2 separate regions of the Homo sapiens genome follow, and region 2 is linked to region 1. The links are chromatin loops, found by intact Hi-C in ENCODE. Cell type or tissue: B cell. All regions are shown on one strand. Links, peaks and the distances in the headings refer to the core of each region. The heading gives the core; the rest is flanking DNA.

Region 1 (12,835 bases), core at 8,270-10,769:
GAAACCTGGTTGAAAGACAATAAACAATAACTAACAGACCATAAAGATATAAATAACTAAACAGGTGGGGGTGGGGGAGAGAGAGAGAGAGTCTGTGTTCATTAATAGGAAGACTTGGTATTATGAAAATACTTTCCCCAAATTATGTATAGAATTATGAACTTCCAAATAAAATCCTTGCAGTTGTCTTTTAGCTGGACAAGCCAATTCTAAAATTCATGTGGTACAACAAAGAACCCTGAAGAAGAGTAACAAGGGGGCAATTGCCTACTGCACATCAAGTTGTCTCATAAAGCTCTGCTATTTAATATTTAAGACAGCGTGCTATTGGTATGCTGGTGGCACAGAGTGAAAAATCAGGAACTATTTCTACACATGCATAGAAACTTTATAATAAAGGTAGCATTACAGATAAATTGGGGAAAGAGAAGCAGTATTCATTCATGATTCTTGAGAAATTGGTCAGTCTACACACAAAGACCCTTGGGGATGTGTTTGAATTAGATAGAAAAAGTACTAATATAAAAGCAAAATATGATACATTCTATTATATTAAAAGTAACATCTACTTAAGAAAGAACACAGGCCAGGTGCTGTGGCTCACGCCTGTAATCCCAACACTTTGGGAGGCCAAAGAGGGTGGATCACCTGAGGTCAGGAGTTCGAGACCAGCCTGACAAACATGGTGAAACCCCATCTGTACTAAAAATACAAAAATTAGCTGGGTGTGGTGACAGGCACCTGTAATCCCAGCTACTTGGGAAGCTGAGGCAGGAGAATCACTTGAACCCAGGAGACGGAGGTTGCAGTGAGCCGAGATCGGCCAGTGCACTTCAGCCTAGGTGACAGAGCAAGACTCCATCTCAAAAAAACAAAACAAAACAAAGAAAGAAAGAAAGAAAAAACACTATAAAGAAAGTTTTTTTTAAGAAAAAAAAAAGAAGAAGAAGACACAAACTGGGAAAGAGATGTGCAGCACATACAGTTGACAAAGAATCTGTGTCCAGAATATGTAAATAACACAAAGCACGAAGGAAAAGACACACGACACAATAGAAAAGCTGAAGATGTCACATCCTAAAATTGTGTCTGCATACAACAGGAAATATGTATAAAGAGGTATGTCCACCATGGCAGCATGTATACAGCAAAAATACAAAACCAAAAAACACCCCAAGTGGTCACCAAAAACATGAGAGAAATAAAATGTGGCATATTAATGCAACAGGAGAATACCTAATAATAAAAATGCAAAAACTACAGCCAGCCACGCACATCTACAGGAGTGAAATTTGAGAACATAATTTTGACCGAAAAAAAAAGCAAGTATTTGAAAATTCAGTATTTCTTTTTTCTTTTTTTTTTTGGAGACAGAGTCTGGCGCTGTCGCCCAGGCTGGAGTGCAGTGGCGCGATCTCGGCGCAGTGCAAGCTCCACCTCCCGGGTTCACGCCGTTCTCCTGCCTCAGCCTCCCAAGTAGCTGGGACTACAGGCGCCCGCCACCACGCCCGGCTAATTTTTTGTATTTTTAGTAGAGATGGGGTTTCACTGTGTTAGCCAGGATGGTCTCGATCTCCTGACCTCGTGATCCGCCTGCCTCCGCCTCCCGAAGTGCTGGGATTACAGGTGTCAGCCACTGCGCCCAGCCTCAGTATTTCATTTTCAAGAAGTTTAAAAGCACATAACGAAATATATGGTTTTTCAGGATGCAGAGTGTGGTTGAAAATAATAACAGTAAGAGTATTCTAATATTTTGCATATTGGCTACTGAGAGTGGGGTGGGGAATGGAATTGGGTTGGGATACACAGCAGAGTTGGGGATACTGGTTCTGTTCTTTCTTAAGGTGGGTGAAGATAGTCTTGTTGTTTTCACTGTTGCTCTCCAAGGGGCAGGACACTGATTGCAGCAGCCCAGCCAGGTCCTATGCGAGGCCACCGCTGTCCTGGCCACCCCGGGACAGGGGCCTTGGCTACTCTCCCACACCTGTCTGGGCTGTTCCTCGGCGCTTCTGAAATCCCATCCCAGCCAGGGAAGGAACCCTGGTGGGGTGGAGTGGAGGCGAGGCACTCTGTAACCCCATCGGGGTGTGGAGCAGCTCTAGGTCCCAAAAGGCCACTAGGCATGCGCAAGGTCGCACATGCAGAAGAGAGACCCCTGCTCAGAGGCCAGAGCCGGCATGAGGCGGTCAGAGAGGATCCCCTAGTGGTGGAGGTGGAAAATTGCAAGGACGGAAAATTCCGCGTGAAAGGCGGACTTTGAACAGATCCCATCCAGGGAGCTGCTCTGCTGCAGAGAAAACTCGGACCCAGAAGCAGCTCCTCTAGGAACGGATTAGCTTCAGGGTTGTCACCAACCTGCCTTGAGTGAAGGGCAAGGGGGTGGTCCCTTTTCCACTGGACGCCATTTCCCTGGACAAGGGGCTCTCAGCACAGGACCTAGGCAGTGGCTGGGGGCTGGCACAGTGGTGGACTCTCTATCCCAGGCCAGCCGAGGCTCCATGGAGCTGCCCTAAGGCTCAGCCTGGGCGGATTCTGACTTAGAGGCTTCAGTCATCATCCCGCAGATGGCAGCTTCACCCATTGGCCCCTCAGCCAAGCACAGGCACCAAGTATCTGAATCTGCAGGGCCTCTGGTACTGGGCAGGATCGCCATGGCAACAACACATCATCACCAGGGTAAACCTAGCCTGTCTCACCTGGTCTAAACCAGCTCAGGTTCTCTGAGTGGGTGAGCAATCGTAGAAATTCTGCCTTACAATGAAAAAAAGAACCCACAGACAGGGATGAAAAATCGAGGGCATTGTGAACGCTTGCTGGCCACAAGCCAGCTAGCCCTGTGGTAACATTTCTGACACCTCCTGCTTAAAACCCAAAAGGTCAGAAAGATCCTAAGGCCCCGCTTTCACCTTCTGAATTCCTGCCGCAAATAAAGACCAAGGAGTGAGTTATTTATTATTTATTTATTTATTTATTTATTTATTTATTTATTATTTTGCCCTCCTGCTCCTCGGGAGGCTTCTGTCCTGAGCTCGCCTTAGCTAATCCTGCGTTACCGTTCGGCAGGTGTGCGCCTCAATCTCCCCACCTTACCGCCAGGGAACTTAGCCTGACGACACTCCGCCCCATCGGGTCAGGGAAAAACGGTAGGAGTAGTGGAATTTCACATTTCGCCCTCTGCCTGCATGGCCAGTCAACTCCGCCCCTCGCGGAAACAGGGGGTGGGCGCGGGACCAACTACTGATCCCCTCCCCTGTCTCTTCACAGCGCTGCAGTCAGGCTCAGCCGATGCTTCTTTCCTGCAGGTTCCGCCGAGCCCGTCCCTTGGCGGTGGTGTCACTGGATGCTGGGAAGAGATGGTGGGAAGAGCCTCCATCCATTGGCGCGTCACTAATTAGACAAGGAGGCCTTGGGCTCCCTTGAGAGAGTCACGGTTTCTCCTCCGTTGACCCGCCCTTCATTGAACTCCTTTACTTGGATATTCAGAGCGCTGGACAGAGATCACTTGGCGCTAACACCCTCGGAGGTCCTCACGGCGCTCCGTCGGAATGACACAGTCGGATTCCCAAGCTGCGAAGGGTGAGGGAGGGACTGCAGCGCAGGAACTGAGGAGGAGAGGCCCGCGCGCCCACTGGAGCCGAGCGGTGAGGAATAACCGGACCGACCCCCGACGGTGCGTGGTGAGTCTCCCCAACCTGCACCATTCGCGCCCCGAGGCGCCCCAAGCGCGGCTGGGAGGCCAGCTGTGGCTGGGACGATTCACTAGAAGGGCCGGCCTGCGTCGAGTTTCCAGGGTGGCCGCCAGTGACCCCGGCGGGGCCCATCCCCCTTGCCCTCAGAGCCCGCCCCGCCCCGCTCCCCTGTGGCACCGCCACCGCTACTCCAGGAGGCACAGTGGGGAGGAGAAGGGGGTGGGGAGCCTAAGGAGAGGAGTGAAGGTGTCCTGGCCTGCCTTGGGGAAGGGGCGGGGGCGGGTGCCTCTGGGACACCCAGCCCGGGGGATCAGCCCTGAGAGCCAGTCCTTACCCTGAAGTTACAGATCTGGCTTCCAGATTTCTGTAACCTACCTTGTTCCAACACAGGCCTGAGGCTGTTCCTGTTAGAGACCTGTTGCGGATACGGGTAGGGCCCTGCGGGAGATTTACATCTCCAGTCTTCCCCCCCGCCCCCCGCCCCCCTTGTTTTTCACAGACAGGCTAGAGCAGCGGCGCTATCATAGCTCACTGCAGCCTCGAACTGGTGAACTGGAGGGATCTTCCCAACCATCTTTTGTCTTTTTTAAGAAGAAAAATACAAAAGCTTTTATATAGGCTTACACACAGCTACAGAGCAAATCTTTATCGTATATCCAAGATTATCAACCACTTGACTGTACAACCAGGAATCATAACACATTTGAGAACAACCAGTGGCAAAATAGGAAAATGGGCCAATGAAGAAGATAGGTGACTAATAAATAAAAATCTGATATCAAGTGTAGGCAAGTTGTAGGGAAAATGGGTGATGAACGAATAGAACAAATGCCTGGGGTAAACATCATTCGAAAGCCCAGAAAGAAGCTTTTAGACATCTTTATTGCTTTTTGGGGGGGCGGGGGGGGTGGGGTTCTGGAGGATTGATGGCTGAACTCTCATGAAAAGGGTGCAGTCAGAGAACAAGAAAGAGTTCCCAGGAATTAAAATTGTAAACAGAAAAGCAAATTCAGGGTAATTGCTGAAAGACCCACCAAAGGATCTCCAAGATACAATTGAGAAAATCAACCCTAACATAAAGGCAAAAGACAAAGGTGGGTTATTTGAGCGAGAAGTGGTTTGAGGATTTGCAAATATTTGTTTAGTATTGAATATGTGCCAAGCACACATTACAGAATACGTTACTTATGGGAAGTAACTTAGCCTTGAAGTAGCTCTGTGAGGATGCATGTGTTTCCTTTACCTATAATTCTATAGGAAAGGCAATTTTTAAAAATAAATCAAGGTTGGATTTCATCAATTTTACAGAATACGCATAACTTTATAAAATTTTCAAAATTCTCTAAAAACCTATTGAGATAATTAAACAAGCGTTTTTCTCCTTTAGTCTGTTAATGTGGAGAAGTATTTTCTGATGTTGAAACATACTTGCATTCCTGATATAAGCCATACGTATGATAACATATTTTGCTTGTTTGCTATTATTAATTCTGAATTTGGTTCACTAAGATTTTGTTTGATTTTGCATGTATATTTGTAAGTGAGATTGGTCTATAATTTTCTTGTGTGGTTTTGGTATCATGCTATAACAGCTTCTGAAAATGTGTTAGAAAGTGTTTTCTTGTTAAAGTTTTAAACCTTCTGAGAATTGGTTGAGGAGGAGCTTGAAAATTTGTTAAAATTCACCATAAAAATATCAGGACCTGAAATTTTGTTATTGTTGTCAGTAAATAAAAATTATCAACTGTCTTTTTAATTGCTTTACTGATTATTGCTCTATTCATAATATCCATTTTTTCATGAGTCAGTTTTGGTAATTTACATTTATCGAGATAGTTGTCCGTTTCATCTAAGTTTTAAAATATATTGGTACAGCTATTGTGGTATTCTCTGAATAATTTTAAAATCTCTCTTGTGTCTTCCTGATTTGTCCTATTTAAATTTTTTTGATTAATCAATTTATATTTTCATATTGTTTTCTCTCTCTCTCTCTCTCATAATGTTATGGTTTAGATAGGAATGGTCCAGGGTGGAATGACACAAGTAAAGAAACAATAATGTGGTTTTGTGTACTATAAGGAAACATATAAAAGAAGGCATGGGAATACAAAGGAATCAATTAATTGCACATTAAGTATTTGTTAAGGTCCAATAATTTGAAAAATATTAAGAAAAGTGATACTGTCCTTGCTGGACATAGGACATTAAACAGACCCTGTTAAACAATGTTGAGAACAAATTAAGGCTATTTAAGGTAGTTCGATAGCAGTCAATTATAAAATGTGCATATCTTGTGATTGAGCAAATGCACTTCTAGATATTACTATATAGAAATGTAGAAGTGTGCCAAGCTAAACAACCATAGATGTTCATTGCAGCCCTGTTTGAATGGTCATAGAAAATCCGGGATGAGAGTCCAAAGACTCAGCAAACAACAATTTAGCAATTTTGCTACTGCATAAAAGGGTGCCCCCTTTTCAAGCCCACAACAGAGATGTTGCTACTAATCCTGAATTCAACCCAGTTTGTTGCACATTTTAGGATTTCATCCTGATGACTAATTTTAGGGTCACCTATATTTGGTTACCACCTCTATTTGGTTGCAAATAAAACCGAGCACAAGTTGACTGGCAGAAAAAGAGACTGTGCTAGCTCATATCATTGTAAAGTCAGCCAGAAATTTGGCTTATGGCAAAGTTTGGTCTAAGACTCAAACAATCTCGCTAGATCTCCTGACAGTAGGGAAGATGGTGGGTCCCAGTTTTTTTTGTTTTGTTAATCAATAGTGAGGATTGGGAATGTGGAGAAGAAAGGAGGAAGATGCAGTAAAAAAAAAAAAAAAAATGCTTTGGACTTTCCAGACCCTGCATCATTTTGTTTTGGGATTGGCTTCCTTCTTCCTTTTTAGTGCTTCATGATTCACCCTTCATCCTACAGACATAGGTGTTGATGATGGATCATTGAGGGATGTGCTTGACATTTTGGGAACAAGTGGCCTTTGAGGATGGGACTGTGGATGTGGCCTCTGTATCCCAGTCAGATAAAACTATACAGAAACATAATTTTCTTATATATTTTGGATATTATCTTCTTATCAGATGTATATATTTACAAATATATATGTATATATTTACAAATATATTCTCCTCCCATTTGTAGGTTGTCTCTTTGCTCTGCTGGCCTTTTTTTTCTTTGCTGTATAAAAGCTTTTTAGTTTGATGAAATCCCGTTTGTTTATATTTGGTTTTGTTGCTTATGCTGTTGAGATTTTATCCAAAAACTCTTTGCCTAGACCAATGTCATGGATTTTCCCCCTATATTTTCTTCTAGTAGTTTCATAGTTTCAGTTCTTACATTTAAGTCTTTATTTAATACATTTTGAGTTAATTTTTTGTGCATGGTGAGGGATAGGGTCTAGGTTCATTCTTCTGCATATGAATATCCAATTCCCCAGCACCACTTATTGAAGAGGCTGTCCTTTCCCCATTGTGTGCATGTGGCTCCTTGGCTGAAAATCAGTTAGCTAGAGATGCATGGGTTTATTTCTGGGATTTTTATTCTGTTTCATTGATCTATGTGCTTGTTTTTATGCCAGGACCATGCTGATTTGGTTACTATAGCTTTGCAGTATGCTTTGATTGTCAGGAAGTGTAATGCCACTAGCTTTGTTCTATTTGTTTAAGATTGCTTTGGCAACTCAGGGTGTTTTGTGCAGGTTTTAGGAATTTTTGTGGTTTCTAATTTTAGGATCTTCTACTTCTTCGAAGAATATCATTGGTGTTTTGACAGAAATTGCATTGAATCTGTAGACCACTTTGGGTGGTAAGGACATTTTAGCAATATCAGTTCTTCCAATTCATGAACATGGAATATCTTCTATTTGTGCGTGTGTCTTTTTCAATTTATTTCATCAATGTTTTACAGTTTTCATTATAAAGGTCTTTTACTTCCTTGGTTAAATTTACTTCTTTTGTTTCAGCTATCATAAAAGATAGCTTAAAAATTTTAGCAGTAGATAGCTAAGAATAAATTGTATTCTTTTTCAGATAATTCATTATTGGCTATTACTGGTATTACTGGTGGACTATTGCATAGCATGGTTGATTAGAGTTAACAATAATGTATTCCATATTTCTTTTTTTTTTTTTACTTTTATTTTTTGAGACAGGGTCTCGCTCTGTTACCTACACTGAAGTATACAGTGGCACAATCTCAACTCACTGCCAACTCAGCCTCCCCAGCTCAAGCAATCCTCCCACCTCAGCCTCCTGAGTGACTGGGACTACAGGTGTATGCCACCATGCACAGCTAATTTTTGTCTTTTTGTAGAGACAACAACTCGCTATATTGTCCAGCCAGCATAGTCTTGAACCCCTGGGCTCAAGCAGTCCACCCATAATGGATGAGAAAGTGTTGGGATTACAGCTGAGATGGGATTGCGGGGGGCGGGTTGGGGAAGGTGAGGTTCAGAGAGGGCAGGGCCTGCAGGGAGAGGGGCTGCAGGGAGCTAGATACTGCCCCCCAAGGAGGAGGGAGCACTGTTCCCATCAGAGTGCACATCTCCTTGCAGCAGCTGCACAAATAGAGAGCCCTGGCCAGGCTGATGGAGCCTCCCATGCCTGCTTTGCCCCAGGGTGTGGATTCTGAAATCTGTGCCCCTAACGGGTGGGACTGAGGTCCACAGTGACATCCCAGGGGAATCTATGATTCCAAACTCCAGCCACCCCGCCTACAAAATAGGAAAACGCTATGCTTTTCCTATTAAATCCCAAATTCCATCAGTGCAAGCTCTCACCCTCTAAATCAGAAAGTTCAGTCATTCCTGGCGTCCTCCCACACCCCCAGCCTGACTTGCAGACACACAGGGTGGCTGACACCTGTCCCTGCTCCTCCCCCTGGCCCAGCTGCTGTGCATCCTGGAGGTGATGAATGATCAGGACAAGGGAGCCTAGAGCGGGCCCCACAGCTGTCAGGAAGCCAGGACTCAGCCTCCAGGCGGCAGTCACCCTGGTGCCACAGCGACAGCGCTGATGGCCATTCTGAAGACTGGGGGTGTCAGGAGAGCTGGGCGTCCCACAGAACTGCACAGAATAATGGGGAACGAGGGTGACACAGGACTCAGGATTTCAGATGGGTAGGTAGGCTCAGCTGGGAGCTCAGGGACAGACCTGAGGAGCCTCAGTGGGAAGTGCTGAAGTGGAAAGTTCTGGAATGTTTCAGGAAAAAGGCTGGAGGCTTAGAGGAAAGGCTGTCGCTCCTAATATGGCTGGCAACCCTGGATGGGCTGTGTTCCTCCCACCTGCCCATCCTCTCACTGCTGCCACCTCTAGGGACACAACCTCTCTTCATGTCCACCTTCCCAAACTCACCTGCACTCCTCCATTATCTGACTTTATGTGAAAGCAGTGCTAAGATCCCTCTCCTGCAATGCAAGAAGGAGATGAGAGGCCCGGGTCCCCACAGACAACTCAGCAGTGGGGTCCTGCTGAAGTGGGACCGGGCAGAATCATGCACTCCCAACATCCTGGATCCTGACTGGGGGTAACAGTGAAGTTCAAAGACCATGCCATCAAAATCTCCAGAGTGAGGCTCCTCCCTGGGGTCCCTGAGGTCTGTCCAGGAGCTGCTCCCTGAGCAAATCTAGAGCGTGGAGGGCTGGGGTTGTGGCAGTAAAAGCAGCCACATTTGTCTCAGGGTGGAAAGGGAGACGGTGAGCTCCAGTAAGGGCAAGGGCGCCATCTAGTGGGCGCCTCCTGCTAAGGAGCAAGGAGACCAGGAGAGCGGAGATCAGGGCTGGCCTTGGACTAAGGGGTGAGTTCAGGTGGAGGGGACTGAGGTGTAAGGAGGCGGGTGAAGTGGGGAAGTGGTGGGGAGACATGGGAGGAGCAGGTGAGGGGAAGCTTCAGGGAAGCTGCGGGAGGGCACAGCAGGGCTCTCCACTCCTCAGCATTGACATTTGGGTGGTCAAACTGGTGGGGCTCTGTGAACTGCAGGGTGTTCAGCACCATCCACCCACTCAATGCCAGCAGGACTCCCTCCCCCAGCTCTGACAACCAACAATGTTTCCAGACTTTGCCAAATGTCCCCTAGAGGGCAAAATTTCCCCTGGCAGAGTCACTGATCCACACTAATCTCTAATAACAATTCACCAGTAAAATCCTTCACTTGGGAGAAGAATCGCATGTGTGGGAAGAGTAGAAACTTATATCTTCAATATCTGTCAAAATGGCTTTCATTTATTCCATAATTTGATGTACCAGGAGAAGGCATGTTTAGAGATGATGCCATTTGGCTGCCTGTACCTCACAGCAGGAATGACATGGGCTTTCCAAGGATCTATACAACAAAAACCAGAATGACACACACTGAGTTACACTACAAAGTGGGACATGGGGGATCCTGTAGACATTGAAAGAAGAAAATGCATGACCCCAAGGCACCAGATAGTCCACTCTGATGCTCTCACCATCCTAGAAAACATCTCAGCCATGAATGCAGTCACATATGTCATTAGGAAGGAATGTCTTATTAAGGGGAAAATTGTAGCAAAGGAATTTCTGTTTATGTTCAAATTTGTAGACTTTTGTATTATTCTTTAAATAAGAATCTACTCTCCCCCAAAATGAATGCAATCAGTGTCTGGACAGTGTTGGGGTCTTACTCCTGGCCCCTGGGAGCTGGGAGCTGACAGTGCCCTGCTGCCCCAGCCCTGGGCCTTCTCTGAACCTCAAGAACACTGGATGGCCCCCATTTAGGGAGTAGAGAGGAGAGGTCTTTTAAACATCCTCACCAGTCACCTCTCCACCTTTCAGACCCTGGGCAGAATCTGTTGCCCACTCTTGGATTTGATCTTTAAGTTACTGACTTTAAAGCATTTTGACACTTTTTTTTTTTTTTGGTAGTCAGAAGCTTTCCACCTCCTTGGGAAAAGTGATTCTCTACTCTATGTACAGGAATAACCAGTAGAAATAGAGAAAAAATGCATTAATATTCAGAAAGAAGATGATCTCTATGTGAACAAATGAAAGCTTAAAATCATCAGAGTCAACATAAAATCAACATTGCCAGTGCTAAAACTACAAAAGTGACATTAACGGTGAACTAGAAGAATAAAACAAGCATTACAGTTGCTGGTAAACCTAAATCACTTATTTTTTTAAAAGACCATTCTGGTATATTGCAATGATGACAGGAGTGCCCTTCAGTCAATATGATGCCTGTAATTTTTGTGACCTGGCAAGATATACTGTCCCTTCTCCTTTTAAATCTCAAATGCAAAATGAGAGGCAACTCCTGGGTCACCCCCTCCCAGAGCAAACTGCCTGCAAGCAGCCCCTGGAAGAGCAGAGGCCCTAGTTTCCCTGATCCTCAAGGCAGGAGCGATGGGAAGCTCCCTGTAAGCCGGGGGAGAGCTTTGTTCCCAGAATGTTCCTCCTCTTCCCAGAGGCACCAACCCCGATGCCCTGACACTTACCTTCTGCTCTCTCGCCCAATGTTCACTCAAATATTGAGTGCTTGGTGAGTCTGCAGAGCTCAGGAACTTCTGGGAGCCAAATCACCACCAGCTCCTCCAGAAAAGATACCTGTGCACACCCAAAACCACCCCACTGAGCCCTGCCTGGGGTCTGTACCACATCCAGCATGTGCACTGTGAGCATAGAATCCGGCCCTGAATTCATGACCACCCACCAACATGCCCCCAACTGAAACCAGCAAATTCCCACACATGGCAAGCACTGAGGCTTGGAGGTGCTTTCTCACGAGGTGGTTCTGCTTCCACCATGGGGTGGTTGTCACTGACACTGGAAGTTGCTCAGCACCTGATAGTGGTGCAGGACTCAGGGACCCTCAACATCAATCTGGTGAAGGCAGATGGGGCCCCTCCAGATCTTCTCCCACCTGCAGGTGCCCAGCTCAGTAAGACCCCAACCCTGGGAGGAGGATCCAGACCCCTGTGCCAGGTAGACCAAGCTTGAGGCCTCAGGCAATGAGAGAGAAGGAGATGGAGGTCTGACCAGGAGCTGCTCTTCCTTGAGAGCCCGGGTCCCTTCCTTGTGCAAAGGCTTGGCTTATGAACAGAATCCTCAATCTGTAGTGACAGTGCCTAAGAGGATGACATGGACTCCGGCCTGATGTGCAGCCGTCCCTGTCTAACCCCTCCCTGCTGCAGGACAGCACCAGCCCAGGAGAGGAATCCTCAGTTGGGGAGCCAGTAAGAACATGGAATACTCGGGGCCTCTTACCTTCCTCCAGTCCACAGCAGCAGCCACCGTTTGTGCCTAGGACACCCACCTGCTGGCCCTTCTGACCCTTACAGTCAGGCCTTCCAGATGCCACTCCTGACTCAAGGCCCAGCTACTTTCACCCTGCTGAGCCCTGCTCCTCCCAACCAGGGTCACTGCCTTGCTAAGCACCTCCTCCAGCTCCAGCTGACTGGTCACCCAACACCCAAACCCCAGAGGACAAACAAGAAAATAAACAGATATGAAGTCTGAAGGAGATGCAGGCTATGAAGACAAATAAAAGAGTAAGCATGAATATAACTCCACCAACAAAATTGTTTCCCAAAACAAAATCTTCTGTGCCCATGATCATGGAACTAATTGTCCCTCACTATGTAGGCAAGCACTTCCAGGGTCTCTCAATTATTTCATGGGTGTCAATATACACTGTAACATAGCAACTCAGAAAAGAAAGTGGGAATAATTTATCTACTTAGATTAAGGTCCTAAAAAGGTCTCCAGACTGCCAAAAAAGGAGAGCTGAACCACTCCTGCTTTGAGAACCATTGAACTACATCTTTTTTAAAAGTCACCCCAGAATGGCCAAAACAATCTGGAAAAAAAAATTGGAGGACTCACTTCCTAATTTGAAAACTTACTAAAACACTACAATCATTAAAACAGTGTGCTTCTGGCACAAGAATGCACATAGAGATCAATGGAATAGAATCAAGAGTCCAGAAATAAACCCTCACCATTACAGCCCATTGGTTTTTGACATGGGTGCCAAGATTCCTCAATGGGGAAAGAATGGTAGCCTCTTCATATTGTGCTGGAACAACTGGATAACCACATGCGAGATAGTGTAGTTAGACCCCTACCTCACAGCCCATACAAAAGTTAACTCAAAATGTTTCAAAAACC
Region 2 (12,835 bases), core at 4,409-6,908, 54 kb before region 1:
AAGGAGGTGTTCACCCCTGCAATATTGGGAGTAACATGATTTTCTCCTCTACTGGATATGAGAAACAATATCACAGGGGTAGTGTACACGCTCAGTATTGAAAGTAATATCATCTTCTCACTCCCTGGATATTAGCAACAATATAACAGGGAAGGTGAACACTTCTTGCGATATTGTGAGTAATATTATCTTCTACTCCGCCGGATGTAGGTGTACATCCCCTGCGATATTGGGAGTAATATGATTCTCTCCCCCTCTGGGTATTAGGAACAATATCACGGAGTGGGGGGAGACACCACCCGCGATATTGGGAGTAATATTATCCTGTCATTCTCCTGGATATTAGGAACAATATCATAAGGGAGTGTACACCTCCTGTGATATTGATAGTAATATCACCCTCATTTTCCCTAGATATTAGAAACAATATCACAGGTTGGGGTGTACACCCCCTGTGATCCTGAGTGTAATATCCTCTCCCTCCCTGGATATTGGAAGCAATATCACAGAAAGGGTGTACAGTCTTTGCGATATTGGGAGTAATATCATCCTCTCCCTCATGGATATTAAGAACAATATCAAAGAAGGCCTGTACACACCCTGTGACATTGGGAGTAATATCATCTTCTCTTCCTCTGGATATTAGAAACAATATCACACGGAGGGTGTATAGCCCTGGGATATTTGGAGTAATATTATCCTCTCCCACCCTGGATATTAAAAACAATATCACAGTGGGGGTGTAATCCCCCTGCGATATTGGGAGTAATATCATCCTCTCCCCCCAGATATTAGAAACTATATAAAAAGAAGGGTGTACACCCCATGCGATATTGGAAGGAATATTATTTTCTCCAACCTTGAATATTAAAAACAATATCACAGGGGGCTCTACACCCCCTGCTGCAATACAGTGAGTAATATTACCCTCCTTCGTCCTGAACATTAGGAAGAATATCACAAGGGGAGTTTACATCTCCTGTGATGTTGGGAGTAATACCATCCTCTCCTCCACTGCATATTAGAAACAATATCTCAGGGAAGGTGTACACCCCTGCGATATTGGGAGTAATATAATCATTTACCCCTCTGGATATTAGGAACAATATCACAGGACAGGTATACATTTCTTGTAATATTAGGAGTAATATCATCCTCTTTCCTTCTGGATATTAGGAAAAATATCACAGGGGGAGTGTATGTCCCCTTCGATTTTAGGAGTAATATTATCTTCTCCACCCCTGGATATTAGAAGAAACAATATCACATAGGGTTGTACAGCCCCTGCGATATTAGGAGTAATATCATCTCCTTTCCCCCTGGATATTAGGAACAATATCAAAGGGAGGTTGTACACCTTCTACAATATTTAAAGTAATATCATCTCCTCCGCTGGATACTAGGAACAATATCACAGGAGGTGTGCACACCCCCTGCGATATTGAGAGTAATATAATTTTCTCCCATCCTTGATATTAGAAACAATATCACGGGGAGATGTACACCCATTGTGATATGTGATATTAGGAGTAATATCATTTTCTCCCTTCCTGGATATTAGGAAAAATATCATAGTGGGAGTGTAAGTTCCCTGCGATTTTAAGAGTAATAGCATCCCCTCCCCCCCTGGATATTAGGAAGAATATCACAGAAGCGATGTACACCCCCTGTGATATTGGGATTAATATCATCCTCTCTCTTCCTGGATATTAGGATCAATATCACAGGGAAGTGTACACACCCTGCGATATTTGGAGTTATATTATTCTTTTCCTTTTTGAATATGAGAAACAATATCACAGGGCCGTTGGACACCCCCTACAATATTGCGAGTAATACCATCCTCTCACCGCTGGATATTAGAAACAACATCACAAGGGGCTGTACACCTTCTGTGATATTGACAGTAATATCATCCTCTTCTTTCTTAGATATAACAAACAATATCACAGGAGGAGTGTACACCCACTGTTGATATTGGGAGTAATATTATCACAGGGCGTGCGTGCAACCCCTGCAATATTGGGAGCAATGTCATCCTCTCTTACTCTGGATATTAGGAACAATATCACGGGGGGTGTATACAGCCTGCAATATTGGGAGTAACATCATTCTTTGCCTCCCTGGATATTAAGAATGATATCATGGGGGGCCTGTACACCCCCTGCGATATTGGGAGTAATATCAGCCTTTCACCCTTTGGATATAAAAAACAATATCACGGGGATGGTGTACACCCTCTGCTGTATTTGGAGTAGTAGCATTCTTTTCTCCATGAATATTAGGAACAATATCTCAGGAGGAGTGTACGTCCCCTGTGATTTTGGGAGTAATATTATCCTCTCCCCCTGGATATTAGCAACAATATCACAGGGGTGGTGTACACCCCCTGCGATACTGGGAGTAATATCATTCTCTCCTTTCCTGGATGTTAGGAATAATATCACAAAGAGGATGTACACCTTCTGTGATATTGGGGGTAATATCCTTACCCACATAAATATTAGGAAATATATCACAGGGGGGTGTACATATCCTGCGATATTGGAAGTAGTTCATTCTTTCCCGCCTGGATATTATGAACAGTATCCCAGGGGTGTGTACACTCTGTGATATTGGGGGTAATGTCATCTTCTACCCCCCTGGATATTATAAACAATATCACAGGGGATGTACACACAGGATGTTTACGTTATTTTGAGTAATATCATCCTCTCCACCCCTGGATATTACAAACAATATCACAGGGAGGTGCACATCCCCTGAAATATTGGCAATTATATCATCCTTTTCTCCCCTGGATATTACGAACAATATCACAGGGGGGTGTACACCCCCTGTGATACTCGGAGTGATATCATCCTCTCCTTTTCTAGATATTTCAAAGAATATCACAGGGACCGTACACCACCTGCAATATTGGGAGTAATATCATCCTCTCCTTTTCTGGATATGATGAACAATAAATATCACTAGTGGGTGGACACCCCCGGTGATATTGGGAGTAATGTTATCCTGTCTTCCCCTGGATATTATGAACAATATGGCAAAGGGGTGTACACTCCCTGGGATATTGGGAGTAATAGCATCCTCTTTCATTCCGGATATTGGGAACAATATCACAGGAGAGTGTACACCCCCTTCGATATTGGAAGTAATATTATCATATTTTTTTCCTGTATTTTAAGAACAATATCATCTTCTCCATTCTGAATATTACCAACAATATTACAGGGGGATGAACGTCCCCTGAGATATTAAGACTAATATAATTTTCTCTCCCCCTAGATATTACGAACAATATCACAGGGGGTTGTACTCCCCCTGCTATATTGGAAATAATAGCATTCTCTTTTCTTCTTGGTATTACAAACAAGATCACAGGGGGGTGTACACTCCCCACGATTTTGGGAGCTATATCATCCTTTCCCCCTCTGGATATTCGGAACAATATCACAGGGAGTGTGCACCCCCTGCGATATTGGGAGTAACATTATCCTCTCCCCAGAGCGCCTCTGCCCGGCCTCTGAACCGTCTGGGAAGTGAGGAGCGCCTCTGCCCGGCAGCCCCACCATCTGGGAAATGAGGAGAGTCTCTGCCCGGAGTCCAAGTGTCTGGGAAGTGAGGAGCGCCTCTGCCCAGCCGCCCCACTGTCAGGGAAGTGAGGAGTGCCTCAGCTCGGCGGCCACACCATCTGGGAAGTGAGGAGCACCTCTGCATGGCCACACCACCGTCTGGGAAGTGAGGATCGCCTCTAGCCTGCCGCCCCACCATGTGGGAAGTGAGGAGCGCCTCTGCTGGGCCGCCCTACCCTCTGAGAAGTGAGGATCGCCTCTGCCCGGCTGCCCCACCATCTGGGAAGTGTGGAGCGCCTCTGGCTTGCCGCTGCTCCGTTTGGGAAGTGAGGAGTGCCTCTGCCAGGCCTGCAAACCGTCTGGGCAGTGAGGAGCACCTCTGCCCGGCAGCCCCCTGTTCTGGGAAGTGAGGAGCACCTCTGCCCGGCTCCTGCAACATCTCGGAAGTGAGGAGCACCTCTGCCCGGCTGCCTCACCGTCTGGGGAGTGAGGAGCGCCTCTGCCCGGCCACTGTGCAACCCTCCAATTGTGAAGTGGCAGCCTTCTGTTTGATCTTTCTGCCCTTCTCAAGTTTGCATTTTTGACATTAAAGTTTACTTTTAAAATAAAAAAATTATCTTCTCCCCTTCTGGATATTACAAACAATATCACAAGAAGGTTACACCCCTTGAGCTATTGTAAGGAATAGCATCCTCTCCCTACCTTGATATTACAAACAATATCATATGGGGCTACACACCCCCTGTGATATTGGAAGTAATATCATCCTCTCCCCTTCTGGATTTTATGGACAATATCACAAAAGGGTGTGCACCTTCTACGATATTGTGAGTAATATCATCCTCTACCCCCCTGGATATTATGAACCATATCATATGGGGGTGTACACTTCCCACCATATGGGGAGTAATAGCAACCTCTCCCCTTCCGGATATTACGAACCATACTACAGGGCGGTGTACACCCTCCACGATATGGGGAGTAATAGCATTCTCTCCCGTCGTGGATATTACAAACTATACCACAAAGAGGTGTACACTCCCTGTGATATGGGGATAATTACACCTTCTCTCCCTCCTTGATTTTACGATCCGTACTACAAGGGGGTGTACACTCCCCGCAATATGGGGAGTAATAGCACCTACTCCCCCGCTGGATATTAGGAACCAAAGGGGGGTGTACACCCCTCTCTATAAGGGGAGTCACAGTGTAGCAGGAGGAGCCGCGGACAAAATCCCACAGACACCGAGGTAGTGAAGGAAGTGGCTTTTAATCAGCTGGAAGCATCAGCAGACTAGAGTATCAAAATCCAAGCTTGTTGAGTGCACAATTTCTGTCCTTTTTAAGGGCTCACAACACTAAGGTTTTTACATGAAAGGGCCATGATTGATTGAGCAATCTAGTGGGTATGTGACAAGGGCTGCATGCACCAGTACTCAGAGTGAAACAGAACAGAACAAGAAATTTCACAATGTCCTTCCATACAATGTCTGGAATCTATGGATAACATCAGTTGCTAGGTCATGGGTTGAATTTTAACTTTCAGGCTAAGGTCAGGAAGGCCCAGGCCTGGTTTCGGGTCTGGTTTTGGATCTGGTGCCTGGCGCCGGGCTGCCTGCCTTTGGTTTCGCTTCCTTGTTTCTTCTTAAAACAGGTACTGAGTATAAAATAATACAGAACAATATGGGGGGGGTCTTTTGCTCTCTTCTCTCAATAGCACCCCTTACCTGGGATATTACAAAACATACCATAGAGGGGTGTACGCCTCCTGCAAAATGGGGAATAATAGCACCCTCTCTTACCCTGGATATTTCGAACCATACCACAGGGAGGTGCACTCCCCCCGCGATATGGGGAGTAATAGCACCCTCAATCCCCTGGATATTGTGAACCGTACCACAGGGGAGTGTACATTTCCAGCGATATGAGGGGTAATAACACCCTCTTCGTTCCCGGAGATTACAAAACATACCACACGGGGGTGTACACACCCCGCGATATGGGAAGTAATAGCATCCTCTTTCCCCCTGGATATTAGGAACCGTACCGCAGCAGGGTGTACATGCCTCGCGATATGGGGAATAATAGCACCCTTTCCCTCCCTGGATATTATGAACCATACCACAGGGGGGTGTACACCCCTTGCAATATGGAAAGTAATAGCACCCTCTTTCCTTCTGGATATTAGGAAACATACCAAAGAGGGGTGTACACCCCCTGCGATATTGAAAGTAATATTATCTTGCTCCCTTCTGGATACTAGGAACAATATCACAGGGGAGTGTACATGCCCTGTGATGTTTTGAGTAATATCATCCTCTCCCCTTTGAATGTTAGGATCAATATCACAGGGAGGTGTACACGTTCTGCGATATTGGGAGTAATATCATCCTCTACTTTTCTGGATATTAGGAACAGTATCACAGAAGATGTGAACACTCCCTGCTATATATCCAGTAATATCAACCTCTCCCCTCCTGGATATCAAGAATAATATAACCGGGGGGTGTACCCCACCTCTGATATTGGAAGTAATATCATCCTCTCTCCCTCTATATATTATGAACAATATCTCAGAGAGGGTGTATGCCCCCTGCGATATTGGGCGTAATATCATACTCTCTTCCCCTGGATATTAAAAACAATATCACAGGGGGAATAGGCACCACCTGAGATATTGGGAGTAATATCATCCTCTCCCTTAAAGGATATTAGGAACAATACATAGGGGTGGTGTACACCTCCTGTGATATTATAAGTTATATCATCCTCTCTTCCCCCAAAATATTAGGAACAATATTACAGGGGCGTTGTACACCTTCTGGGATATGGAGAGCAATGTCATCCTCTTTTCCATTGGATATTAGGAACAATATAAAAGGGGGGTGGACACACCCTGCGATATTGGCAGTAATATCATCTTTTCCCTCCTGGATATTAAGAAAAATATAACAAGAGAGGTGTACACTTCCTGCGACATTGAGAGTGATATCGTCCTCCCCCGCATGGATATTAGGAACAATATCACAGGTTGGTGCACACCCCCTGCGATATTGGGACTAATATCATCCTCTCCCCGCCCGAATATTTGGAACAATATCACAGGGGGGTGTACACCCCCCTGCAATATTGAGAGTAATATTCTCTCTTCCTGTGGATATTAGGAACGATATCACAGGAGAGGTGTACACACCCTGAGATATTGGGAGTAATATTTTCATCTTTCCTTTTGAATATTAGGAACAATAGCAGGGTGGGGTACACACCCTGTGATATTGGCAGTAATGTCATCCTTCTTCCCCCTGGGTATTAGAAACAATATAACAGGGGAAGTGTACACCCTCTCCGATATTGGGAGTAATATCATCCTCTTCCCTGCTGGATATTAGGAACAACATGACACGGTGGGTGTACACTTCCTGGAAAATGGGATTAATATCATCCTCTTTCTTCCTGGATATTAGGAACACTACCAAAGGGGAAGTGTAACCCCCTGCAATATTGGTAGTAATATCATCCTCTTTTTCCCTGATTATTATGAAGAATATCACAGCGGGGGTGTACAATTTCTGCGATATTGAGAATAATAGCATCCTCTCCTCCCTCCCCAAATACTAGAAACAATATCCCAGGATAAGTGTACACCCTCTGCGATATTGGGCATAATATCACACTCTTTTCCCCTGGATATTAGAAACAATATCATAGGTGGGGTGTACACCCCCTGGGAGTAATATCATCCTCACCACTTCTGGATATTAGGAACAATATCACAGGAGGTGTGTACACCCCTTGCTGCAATGGGAGTAATATCATGTACCTTCCCCCTGGATATTGAAAACTATACCACAGGAAAGGTGTACAAACCCTGTGATATTGAAAGTAATATTATCTTCTTTCCCCCTGAGTATTAGGAACAATACCACATGGGGTGTGTACACCCCCTGCCATATTGGGAGTAATATTATTTTCCCCTCGCCTGGATATAAGGAACAATATCACAGGAGGGGTGTACACCCCCAGCGATATTGAAAGCAATATCATCTCCTCCCCTCTTGATATTAAAAACAATATCACCGGAGGAGTTCACACCCCTGTGATATGGAGACTAATATCATTTTCTCCCCACCGAAGTATTAAGAACAATATCATGGGGGGGTGTGTACACCTTTTGTGATATTGGGAGTAATATCATCCTTTTCCAACCTGTATATTAAAAACCATATCACAGGGGGTGTGTACACCCCCTGTAATATTCACAATAATATCATCGTTTTCTTCCCTGGCTATTAGGAACAATATCACAATGGTGGTGTACACCCCCTGTGATATTGGGAGTAACATCATCCTCTTCCCTTTTGGATACTGTGAACAATCCCACAGGGGAGAGGTACACCCCCTGCGATATTGGGAGTAATATCCTCTCCCGTCATGGATATTAGGAACAATATCACAGGAGCGGTGTACACCCCCTGCGATATTGGGAGTAATATCATTTTCTCCCAACCTAACTAGCACAATATCACAGGGGGTGTTCGCCCCCTGCCATATTGAGAGTAATGTCATCCTCTCCCCTCCTGGATATGAAAAACAATATCACAGTGGGGCCGTGCACCCCCTGCGATATTGGGAGTAATATCATCCTCTCTACCCCCTGGATATGAGGAACAATATTACAAAGGGGTGTACACCCCCTGGAATATTCACAGCAATATCATTGTTTCCCTTCCTGGATATTAGGAACAGTATCACAAGGGGGGTGTAGACCTCCAGCGATATTGGGAGTAATATCATGCTCTCTCCTTCTTTATATTAGAAACAATATCACGGGGAGGGGTGTACACCACCTGCGATATCATCCTCTTTACCCCTGGATATTAGGAACAATATCACTTGTGGGGTGTACTTCTCCTGTGATATCGGGCATAATAATATCCTCTCCCCCCTGAATATTAAGAACAATATAACAGGGGGACAGCACAACCCCTGTGATATTGAAAGTAATATCATCCTCTGCTTCCCTGAATATTAGGAACATTATCACGGGGGGGGGGGGTGTACACTCCCTGCTATATTGGGAGTAATATAATCCTCTCCCTCCCTGAATATTAGGAACAATATCACAAGGGGGGTGTACAACCCCTTCTATATGAGAAGTAATATCATCCTCTTCCTTCCTTTATATATATTTTTTTCCATTGAAAGTTGTTTATTTCTCTGATGTAAGTGAGCTAAGTCACTACAGCATTAAAATCTCTTTTCTAGAACAACGTAAAGAACAATGTATACACATCTTAAATTTGGTAGGTCACAAAAGTTAGAATGCAATCATCTTTTGAGGCAACAAGAAAATAAATAAATAAAAATTAAACACTTTAACCCAAAATTTGGTATTGACAAATCAGTAGTGTCAACTTCACATATGAAGGACAATACAGTCTGGTTATTTAAAGATGCTCAATATGTCATGGTATTTGGGCTAAAGATACTTAGAATATTGCGTTTCCTTTTTGATTAAAGGAATACAATGCAATCACCATCAAGCTGCTATCATAACTCATTTTTAGCTGTGGTAAAGTGACCATTTGGTCCATGGCACAAGTTACATATATCACACTTCTGTCAAACTGAAACCTTGTAAGATTTCATGTTTATAAGCTACAATACACCCTGACCAAGCTGTCAGTCCCCTCACGGTTTTTTAGAAAAATATCTACATTTGTCCTTATGGATGTCAAAATGTTACACCATCATTTGTTAAAAAAAAAAAAAAAAGATGCACATTCATACTGTGAAGTTATTAGGAAAATACTCTTGCAAACAAACTATATAAAGATAAAACACGCTTCAAAAGTATGTGGTTTGTTTTCTTGTTTGTCTGTTTTACAATATTCTATAAAGTGCAGAGTCCTAAGGGAAAAAACTACTCCCTATAACAATAGTTCAATTACAGCAGCTTTTGCATAGCAATACTTAGAGAAAGTTGGACACTACAGTTTCTTCAGGAAGAGAAGGATGGAAGAGTATCTTCTGATTCAGATTGTTTTTTGGCCATAAGTCTGCTTTCTTCAGGAATGGTTGCTGATGCCAAATCTCCGTTAAGTGTATTTTATGAACAGTGAACAGGTCTATCTGGGTCTTCAAGAGGAATATCACTACAAGAATCTGTATCTGAGTAGGTTCTTCGGCGTCGCTGGGAGAGTCGGTGAAGTGCAGATACTGGTTCTTTTATACAGTGGCTACTCCTCCCTGGTGCAAGAACCAGGGTGGCTGACAGAACGCTTCCTCATTTGAACAGGAGAAGGTGACACAGGAGAAACTAAGGGATCCGGATGGTGCCGTTGAAACATCTCAGGTTTAAACCTGGCATTGGCTATCTTCACACATTCCTCAAGCGTTGTGATGAACGTGTTACACGTGGCACTAAGCAGAGAAGAGGCTTCATTGATGTTCTCTGCACTAGGAGATGAATGATTCTCATCGTGGTGAACAAATTCCTGTATCGTATGAACTTGCTGCATTAAGAGGTCACAGTAGAGGCGAAGTTCAGACATTTTGGTTTTCAGCGATTCACTGGTTTCACTTCTTTCTTTTTCGTTTTTAGTCCTTGTATCAGTCAAACATGCTTTGGAGCTCCCCAGAGCGACCAGCCACCTCTGTCTTTCAGCTGCGTTCACTGCCTTCATGTAGAAATGCTGCTCTCCAGGAATGATTAATTCCATTCTTGTGTTGTCTGCTGAATGAACAGAATTTATGTATCCAATCAAGGGTGGTCCCCTCCAAAGCTGTCACCTTTAATTTCACAAACTGCCATCTTTATGCTTCCTTTGCTCCCTTTGCAAACATCATCTTGTGAATCATAATAGGATAAGATTCCATTATCTAAAACAAACCAACGAGGCTGCCAACCTGTGAGATAGTTGGTCCACTTGTACAAAACCCCCTCCATGCTTCAGAGCCCCACACCGCTCATCCTCCCGGCCCGGCGCCGGCCGCGGTGATGGGGTAGGCGCGGGGCCTGGGGCAGCCTTTCCCGGCCCGCCCGGGCCCCCTCCGCCGGCACGAAGCCGCTTTCTGCCTGCGCGCGCCGCAGGGACGTGGCGGCCCTTAGAGGCCGGGACAGCGGGCGCAGCGTGGAGCTTGGGGGCCGCGAGGCGCGGGCTCAGACATCCCCGGGTAAGCCTCGGCGGCGGCGGCCGCGACAACGGCAAAAATGCGACTGCGACCGCGACCGGTCTCGTGCTCGCGCTTCCGCGGCCCGGCTGCTCCCTCCGGCGCCCCGGCGCTGCCTCTTCCTCGCCTGCCTTCCTTCCCCCTGGGCTCCCCGTTTGTTTTTCGACCTTCCTTTATATTAGGAACAATATCACAAGTGGGGGTGTACACCCCCTGCAATATTAGGAGTAATATTATCCTCTCTTTTTCTAGATATTAGAACAATATCACAGGGGAAGTATACATTCCCTGTGATATTGCGAGTAATATTCTCTCTCTCTTCTAAATATTTGCAACAATATCACAGAAAAGGTGTACAACCCCTACGATATTGGGAGTATTACTATTCTCTTCCCCCTGGATATTAGAAACAATATTACAGGTTAAATGTACACTTCCTGCGATACTGGGAGGAATATCATTCTCTTTTGCTCTGGATATTAGGAACAATGTCACAAGGGGGATGTACACTCTCTGAGATATTGAAAGTAATTTAATTATCTCCCCCCGCCCCCGGCTATTAGGAACAATATCACAGGGGGCGGTGTACACCCTCTGCAATATTTAGAGAAATATAATTCTCTTTCCCCTCGATTTCAAGAACAATATCACAGGGGATGCGTGTACACCCCCTGCGATATTGGGAGTAATATCATCCTCTGTCCCTCTAAATATTAGGAACAATATCATGGGTGGTGTACACACCCTGCGATATTGGCAATAATGTCATCCTCTCCTTTTCTGCATACTAGGAACAACATAATGGGGGAGTGTACACCTCCTGCAATATTAGGAGTAATATCATCTTCTTCCGCCATGGTTATTAGGAGCAATATCACAGAAGGTTTTATAACCCCTGTGATATTGGGAGTAATATCATCCTTCCCCCCACGTATATCCCAGCCTTGATATTAGGAACAATATTACAGGGGAGGTGTATACCCCCTGCTATAAGGGGAGTAACATAATCCCCTTTCTTCCTGGATATTAGGAGTAATATCACCCGTTTTCCACCTGAATATTAGAAACAATATCATAGGGAAGGTGTATATCCCCTGAGACATTGGGAGTAATATTATTTTCTCCTCGCTTGGATATTAGAAACAATATCACAGGGGGTGTGTTCACCCCCTGCGATATTGGGAGTAATATTATCTTCTCTCCTGCGGATATTAGGACAATATCACAAAGGGGGTGTACACTCCCTGGAATATTCACACTAACATCATCGTTTACTTCCCTGAATATTAGGGACAATATCACAAGGGGAGACTACACCCCCTGCGATATTGGGTGTAATATCATCGTCTCCCCCATGGATATTAAGAACAATATTATCGGAAGTGTGTACACTCTCTGCGATATTTGGACTAATATCATTTTCTCCCAACCTAAATATTAACAACAATATCACGGGGGTGTACAGCCCCTGCAATATTGAAAGTAATATTATCCTCTTCCCCCTGGATATTAGTAACAATATCACGGGGGAGGTGTACACCCCTTGCGATACTGGAAGTGATATCATCCTCTCCCAGTCTTGATATTAGAAACAATGTTACAGGGAGGCGTATACCGTCTGCTATAATGGGAGCAATATCATCCTCTTTCTTCCTGGATATTAGGAGAAATATCACAGGGGTTGTGTACAACCCCTGCGATATTGAAAGTAACATCATCTTCTTTCCCTCTGAATATTAGGAACGATATGATGGGGAAGGTGTACACCCCCTGCGGTATTGAGAGTGATATCATTTTCTCCTCGCTTGGATATTAGAAACAACATCACAGGAGGGGTGTACACCCACTGCGATATTGGGAGTAATATAATCCTCTCCCACCCCTGGATATTAGGAACAATATTAGAATATTAGGAAGGTGTACACTCCCTGGAATATTTACAGTAATATCATCCTTTCCTTCCCAGGATATTAGGAAAAATATCATTTTCTCCCAACCTAAATATTAATAACAACATCATAGAGGGTGTACAGCCCCTGCAATATTGAAAGTAATATCATCCTCTACCTCCCTGGATATTAGGAACA

What was found. Peaks named below come from ENCODE experiments on the same cell type or tissue, not always from the same donor. Only the 100,000 strongest peaks of a DNase experiment are listed, where the experiment ranks them.
Region 2: a loop joins it to region 1, with 6 times the contacts of the local background. A loop is called at or near these places in 14 of 110 quality-filtered maps.

Annotation. Positions count from the first base shown.
Region 1 is chr19:41,561,380-41,574,214 of GRCh38, forward strand. It overlaps a transcript of CEACAM21 not described here and the pseudogene LOC110467527. Among named protein-coding and RNA genes, the nearest start is that of CEACAM21, 8.4 kb to the right of the region's middle. RefSeq lists an enhancer at 2,040-2,334 and a silencer at 8,453-8,747. In B cell, for the core only: CTCF peaks have their summits at 9,430 (motif pointing left) and 9,629; a DNase peak (open chromatin) is centred at 9,422.
Region 2 is chr19:41,511,468-41,524,302 of GRCh38, forward strand. It overlaps the pseudogene PLEKHA3P1. Among named protein-coding and RNA genes, the nearest start is that of PCAT19, 17 kb to the left of the region's middle. In B cell, for the core only: a CTCF peak has its summit at 5,584; DNase peaks (open chromatin) are centred at 5,184 and 5,464; H3K4me3 peaks cover 699 bases; H3K27ac peaks cover 679 bases.